Regions from separate parts of the Homo sapiens genome. Here region 2 is linked to region 1. The links are chromatin contacts, found by Hi-C or POLR2A ChIA-PET in ENCODE. All regions are on one chromosome and are shown on one strand. The core of a region is the stretch at or near the end of the contact, and the rest is flanking DNA. Distances in the headings are between cores, read along the strand shown. Region 1 overlaps SHROOM3 (shroom family member 3). Region 2 overlaps SHROOM3 (shroom family member 3).

What was found. A loop is a pair of places that touch in the nucleus more often than their neighbours do. ChIA-PET counts read pairs that join two places held with the same protein, here RNA polymerase II (POLR2A). Pooled maps may share reads with other maps.
Region 2: a loop to region 1 is called in a pooled map, with 2.5 times the contacts of the local background. The contact joins two enhancer-like sites. A Hi-C loop is called at or near these places in 3 of 168 maps with a recorded cell type or tissue (IMR-90, chondrocyte and mammary epithelial cell) and 8 of 50 pooled maps. POLR2A ChIA-PET finds 5 or more read pairs at or near these places in 2 of 52 experiments (PC-3 and WTC11).

Annotation. Positions count from the first base shown.
Region 1 is chr4:76,687,576-76,691,279 of GRCh38, reverse strand. All of the region lies in intron 2 of SHROOM3 (shroom family member 3), which reads right to left. Among named protein-coding and RNA genes, the nearest start is that of SHROOM3-AS1, 110 kb to the left of the region's middle. RefSeq lists a silencer at 1,604-1,783 and an enhancer at 1,697-2,219. Within about 2 kb of position 2,004, at least 21 of the 41 ENCODE cell types and tissues checked have a DNase peak (open chromatin) inside an H3K27ac peak, as active enhancers do.
Region 2 is chr4:76,525,060-76,528,763 of GRCh38, reverse strand. All of the region lies in intron 1 of SHROOM3 (shroom family member 3), which reads right to left. Among named protein-coding and RNA genes, the nearest start is that of MIR4450, 47 kb to the left of the region's middle. Within about 2 kb of position 2,068, at least 6 of the 41 ENCODE cell types and tissues checked have a DNase peak (open chromatin) inside an H3K27ac peak, as active enhancers do.

The DNA.
Region 1 (3,704 bases), core at 755-3,254:
CCTAGGCAGATGGATGTTTATCCTATTCTTAAAATCTCCAGGGAAGTGAATTCTCTACAACATCCCTTGGTAACCTTCTCCAGGGTTTTATCAAATGTATGGTGAGGAAGTTCTGATGCAGAAGCCAATAAACATATTAACCATATGAGCCAAGCCACAAGCACTGGAAAGGGGTATGTGTTTGGGCACCTCGCCTTAATGGTAGAGAGATGTATTTACAAAATAGGCTGTACAAACAGAAACCATTTGCTGGGAGCAGATGTGGGAAGTTGATTCAAGAGAAATTGCCACAATAAATTCTGTTCCAACTCATGGGCAATGTGAATAAGTTATTGTTGGTTATAACATTTTTTTAAGTAAGTTTATTTCCTTGTCAATTCCTAGCTTTAGTTCCTAAACCAGGATTGTTAGCAATGGAGAAAAAAAAAAGTCCATAGCTGAAAAGTTTTCAAATGACTAGGATTCTGTGAAAAACTAGGTCTTAGCAAACAAAACATAGATGTTGTTATAAGAGTTTATTTCTTTCTCTGTATATTACACCTTTTCTGCAACGATTGTGTAATATTTTTATAATCAGAAAAAAAAAGGTAACCATCAAAATAAATTTAAAATGTAAACCAACTTCTGGTGAAATTTTTTGGGGGAAAGATCTAGCCATATATCCGACCAGGGTGCTTTTAACTGGAAACGGACATTTAACTAGGCTTTAAAACAACTAATTAAAAACAGAAAATGCACAGAACTCTCTCTGGCAGCCTCTGTGCTAGGACTTCCTGTTGCACCCCCCGATATCACAGCAATCTCTCCATGGAGATGACCCGCATGCAGGGCACCCATTTGCTCCCAGTGCAGAAGCTCCCGTGCACACAGTGCGCCACAACAACACTACTATTTAAAGGGAGAGGGGAAAAAGGTAATGCCAAAATACATCCTAGAGGAAGAGAAATACATCCCACCCCCAGAGAGTGCTCCAGGTGTTGAAATTTTGTAACCACTCCCCTCCCCCACCAGCAAAAGTTTTATTCCTCTGGCAATTCGGAGTAAAGCGAGCGTCAGGTAGAATTTCATTTTCATGATTTAAGTGTTGCTGCAGCACAAGGAACACACTATTTAAGTAACTGTCTTAAGATCTGGAGCAAGTGGGGGTTGGGGGTAGGCGTGCCCCTCAACGCACTTCAGGAGCCTTTCCTACAGAAACAAATCCAGTAAAATTAAGAAAGGCAAGGAGTTCTCAACTCAGCAGGGGCCCTGGTGGGAAGCAATTTATCAAAATTAAAATATTTCACAGATCATTTCTTCCGAAAAGTTTTCATGCTGTCAATAATCAACAATTATTTTCCTCTTGGAGTGGCAGCTACTGCCTCTCTGATAAAAAGCCAAGGCCTAGGAGTGTCAGGAGACCCTCGGAGCACGCCACCTGCCCCCATCAGCCGGGGTGCTGGCCGTGAAAGCCCCTGGGAGCCATCCTCCAGACAGGGCTTTCCAGAGTCGCCGCAGAGCCCGAAATAGACGCGCTCCAGAAAGCAGCCGGCCGGCCCCCGCCTCCCTCTCCGTGCCCAGCCGCCCTCCTCACTCACCATCGCCGCTCGCCTCGCGGCCGCCGCCCCCGGGCTGCTCGGGGCTCCAGGCCGACGCCAAGTTCAAACTTCGCCGCCGCTCCGAGGAGGCGGCGCGCGGCATCGCCGGCGGGGCCCAACGCGCTCAACAATGGGCGGCCCAGCAGCGCCCTGCGCCACCGCGCCACCGCGCCGCGGCTACAGCTGCACGGTGGGCCGGGGCAGCGCGGCTGGAGGACGCTGATCCCGCGCGGCGCGCCGAGGGTGCGGGGCGCTCGCCCACCTCTCGTCCCGCCCGGGCCCGCTCAGTCCACCCCGCGCCCGCCGCACCCGAGGGGCCGCGCTGGCTCGGCGCTGGCTCGGCGCTCGCTCGCCACCAGGTAATCCCACAGGAAGCCTCCCGGATTGGCCCGGGAGCTCAGGACCGGATTTGCATTTCAATGGCAAAGAAGGCTCCCTAAGGTTTGAAAACGGATTCTGGGGTGGAAGCGTCGCGCTCCACTCGCCCCTCCGCGGTCCTTGGGTCCTTACGGTATTAAGGGGACCGGACCGAAGCACACACCCTCAGTCCCTCTGCCCATTCAATCAGAAAGGTGCCTTAATTAACCTCCCCCCGTTGTAAAATGCAGAGGAATCCAAAAGCAAAATATCAACTTTAAGAAGCCCGCGCTCGCTTTTCAGAGGCTATACAGTTAGTAATTGATCAAATGAAGCATGAATGAAGCAAGGTAAAAAGTTCACAGCTAAAAAAAAAAAAAAAAAGCTCGCATTACAAGGAAAATAACCATCCTTTTTCTCAGCATGCCCTCTTCTCAGTGTAAGTCACAGCAGAGATGCAGGTGGTGGTGAATGCCGCTGAAGCCTTCCTTCCGGGCCTGTTTTTGTTTCCATAAGCATCGTCTCTGATTAGACAAGAGACGTGATTCTTTCGGTCGTCATGACTGTAATTTCGAGAGATTTTGGATTCAGCTTTGCAAACTTTGGAATTTTAGAAAATATATCCATTTGCATTTGTTTTGCATTTATGATATAGGCGTCCAGTTAATATTCTAAAGGAAGGGATGGTGCTAGTTTAAGTTTCATCTTTCTTCAAAGGTTCTTCCAGCCTCTTTCAACGGAGGTAGGAATTTTTTCCCCTCAGAGTCCTCTCTTAATTGCTCTCACGTGTCACCTCCAGAGATGAAAGTAACAGTAAGGTTTGAAATTGGCTTTATTCTCATTCAAGCAGAATCCCTGTTGTTAAATGTCCAGGTTCTATATTTAAGGTAATAAATATGCATATAGACACAGAGAAGACCTCACTAGGTAGGAAATAGAAACCTCCCTTACCAAACAGCTGATACCACATTTACCTTTACTTGTCTGTGCTCTTATATCCTGACAGAATGCAGGAGCATTAGCAGCCATGGCAACCACTGAATAAACCTCTTTACTGAAACCTTCATGGACAGGCTCCTCCCTGCCATAAAGTATTATCCTCCTTAAAATTGTATTTTGTTTTACCTATGGTATCACAAGCAGGTATCAACACATACACAGCTGTCACACAGTCATGGGGTAACCACAAACATTGTTGCTAGGCATTGGAAGCAGAGAGGTTAATATGGTTTGTTCTGTGTCCTCGTGTCCTGTGGCAATCTTGTTTGGGGGAGAGGGAGGTGATGTCCAGAACTTAAGCTTTGAAGAAGTGGTCAGCCCTTGCAGTTTATAACGCACATTGCCGCTGCCATTGCGCGTGGGGGGGAGTAAGAAGTATTAGCTGGAGAACACAGCCAGGAGCTCTGTGGGCAGAACAGATAAGGCCTCCTCTCCTGCTGCTGCTTTATCTTGTTTTCTAAGTGCTCTGGGTCAGGTGAAATCTCATAAGGGTGGAACAGATCCCTCTACTTCTGTGTGAAACATCACTGTAAATTGGTGATTAAAAACACAGTTTGGGTCCAAATCTCACCTCCCACACAGCATGGATGTTACACCAGTGAAATTCATCACTATGACCAGAGGTCCCTGGGCTTCCTTTGTAACATAGATTCTGGAAAAACACTTTTAACTTGTATCTGCAATGTAGAGGCATCATCCGATATTTTTAGATGGAAGCAAACAACTTGTCTCATGGGATCAAAAGTAAGACATGAAGAAATTTCAGCAACA
Region 2 (3,704 bases), core at 819-3,318, 160 kb after region 1:
TGGCCAACATGGTGAAACCCCATCTCTACTAATAAATACAAAAATTAGCTAGGCGTGGTGGCACATGCCTATAATCCCAGCTACTGGGGAGACTGAGGCAGGAGAATCGCTTGAACCCGGGAGGTAGAAGGTAGAGGTTGCAGTGAGCCAGGATTGTGCCATTGCACTCCAGCCTGGGCAACAAGAGTAAAACTCTGCCTCAAAAAAAAAAAAAAGAAAGAAAGAAAGATAAAGGAGAGAAGTCCTATATTGACTAAGAATTTACTGAAGAAAGACTGGCTTTTGCTGAGCATGAGCAAGCCTATAGTCCCAAGCTACTTAGGAAGCTGAGGCAGGATGATTTGCTTGAGCCCAAGAGTTCAAGTACATCCTGGGCAACATAGGACATAGGAAGACCCTGTCTCAAAAAAAAAAAAAAAAGAAGAAGAAGAAGAAGAAGGAAAGAAAGAAAGACTAAGTTGACTGAGTTCTAAACAAGAAGTAATTGGATTTATCTTGAATTAGAAAGATATAGTTTTCTATTACCAAGTAGAAATTGGGGATAATAAGTTAATCTAATTCAATTATAGAGAAATAAAATTACTTCTTGGCTCACTTGACAAATGTGATTGTAAAAATTTATTCCTGCAACATGTTTCAGTGTAAATTAATTCACTGTTACTATTTCCATTTTATCTCAAGTTTCAGAATGAGAGGCTTGATGCTCTCTTAAAGGATTTTAATCATCAGTGCAGAAATTAGAATAACTTTTTAAGAAGATGTAGTAGTAGGCATTGCAGTTGTTGCCCCAATATCCATTCACCCTCCCTTGTGAAGAACCTTGGCGTCTAAATCAACAGGGCCCTTCCACCACCAGCTGTGGGGATTGGTTCAGGAAAGCCAAGCCCCAGCCAATCTGCACGTGACATTTCTCTGGCCAGCAGGGCTGGTCATGGGCGATCCATCCAGTATTAAGAACAAGTCTCCACGAGTTGTGAAAAGGACTTGCCTGTTTTTGGAAACAAACCCTGAAGCATGGAGCCAGCCTTCCTTTGAAATGGACACCATAAAAGGTAAAGAAAAAATGACAAGTTACTAAATCAAACCAACACCGAAACCACTACTTCTAAATTTTGCAGTGCTTAATTAATCAATCTCTTTTTTTGTTTTACCCAGTTGGAGTTAGTTTTCTGTTACATGCAACAAAAAGCACTCCTGAAACGTTACAGGCTGGAGTGCAGTGGCACGATCTCGGCTTACTGCAACCTCTACCTCCCGGGTTCAAGCAATTCTCCCACCTCAGCCTCCCGAGTAGCTGGGATTACAGGCATGCGCCACTATGCCAAACTAATTTTTGTATTTTTAGTAGAGACGGGGTTTCACCATGTTGGCCAGGCTGGTCTCAAACTCCTGACCTCAGGCAATCCGGCCGCCTTGGCCTCTCAAAGTGCTGGGATTACAGGCATGAGCCACCGCGCCCAGCCTGATGCCTTTTTCTAGAAGGTTATTCACTGAGGAAGAACCAATAAATAAATAAAAGCAAATTTTATGAAGGGAAAAACCACAGAGTACCCCTTATTTTCCATATTTCATATTTATCTTCCCTCCAACCTGTGGTGTCACTCTTCTAGTGACCTCTACATAATGGATCTTTTTTCCTTCCCTGCCTGCCCCCTTCTTTCTTCCTTCAGACAGGAGAAGGAGAAAGGGAGAGTGTGAAAGAAAGAAAGAAAGTAGGCAAGCATCAGCAACAGCTCTCTGCCTCCGATCGGGTGGCTGGAACATTCCTTATTAGCTCTTATATAAAACTAAGAATGTATGCTACCATTGTTCAGGGATATTGGGTGACTCCGTGAGAACAATCCATTCCACAAATTCCACTGAAAACTCATGACCAGGTGATGCAAGCAGTGAAACACAATGCAAGTGGATTGTTTGATCTGTCATAGACATCAGGGCTGGCAGCTAAACAATTATTATATTTCACTCATCCAGGCTCTCTCTCTTGCATACCACTCCTAGGCTCTTCTGGTAAGCTCCCAGACCAGAGTTTAGAACAAGCCAGTGGACAGGACACTTATCAAAGTGCAAACATTTACTTGACAATGTGGCAGTTAAAAATAACCTGCCAGAGACTCTCAGTACGTTAGGGAAGGCTATGTCCCATGTGGTGTACAGTGTACCCAAGACTTCCTCCTGTAGACGTTCTCTTCCACATTCTTTTATTTCCTTCCTATGCCTGCAAATTAATGATGTTCAAAGGGGACCCACTGTCTTTAGGGAGTCACATTTTCAAGTTCCTACTCTTTCCCATTTACTCTTTGCCTTTTGGGTTAGGAGACAAATTACAAACTGGCTGGCGCACAGGGGAACAAGTACAAAGGAACACACTGACATTTATTTTTTATTTTTTTCTTTTGAGATGGAGTCTCATTCTGTTGCCCAGGCTGGAGTGCAGTGCACGATCTCAGCTCATGGCAACCTCTGCCTGCCAGGTTCAAGCAATTCTCCTGCCTCAGCCTCCCGAGTAGCTGGGATTACAGGCACCTGCCACCACGCCCAGCTAATTTTTGTATTTTTAGTAGAGATGGGGTTTCACCATCTTGGCCAGGCTGGTCTTGAATCTTGACCTCAGGTGATCCACCTGCCTTGGCCTCCCAAAACGCTGGGATTACAGGCATGAGCCACCGCACCTGGCCGACATTTATTTTTATATCACAGGGCATGTGGATCCAGAAAAAGAGGTATAATTCCCAAAGCTTGGTTTCAACTCTTGGTTTCAGCTTAGTGGTGCAATAGCAAAGTATGAGGTCAGGAGCAACTCTAGAAGCTAAAGTTCAAGCTTCTCTGGAGATTCTAGCTCAGGGGTAAAGTTCAGGTAATGGCTGGGAAAGAGATGAGGATGTAGCAGTGTTTTTTGAATGTGACATGTGGGGAAAATGCCCGTGCTGAATAACAGAGGATTGGATCCTGCATCCATGCTGAGGCAATGATGGGTTTAGAGTTAACACCCTGCTACTGAGAGCTGAATTAAAATATATTCTGTACTTGGAAGAATGATTTTTAAAAGCCTCTAAGAATGTTACTAAAAGGCTTTAAAAATCTTTGCATTAAGAAAAAAACAATCTAATTTGAAAATGGGCAAAAACATGAGGAGACATCCAACTGCAGAGGTTACATCATGGTAAATAAGTGCATGAAATGATGTTCAGCATCACTAGCCATTAGGGCAATGCATGTTAACACCACATTGAGATGTCATTACATACCTGTTAGAATCACTAAGATTAAAAGAAATAGTAATAATACTGATATGGTTTGGCTGTGTCCCCACCCAAAATCTCATTTTGAATTGTAATCCCCATAATCCCCATGTGTCAAGGGTGGGACCAGGTGGAGATAATTAGATCATGGGGGTGGTTTCCCCCATGATGTTCTCATGACAGTGAGTGAGTCTCACGAGATCTGATGGTTTTATAAGTGTCTGGCATTTCCCTTGCTTGCACTCACTCTGTCCTGTCACCCTGTGAAGAAGGTGCCTGCTTCTCCTTTGCCTTCCACCATGACTGTAAGTTTCCTGAGGCCTCCCCAGCAATTTGGAACTGTGAGTCAATTAAACCTCTTTCCTTTATAAATTACCCAGTCTTGGGCAGTTCTTTAGAGCAGCATAAGAACAGACTAATACAAATACCAAATGCTAGCAAGATATGGAGAAACTTGATCTC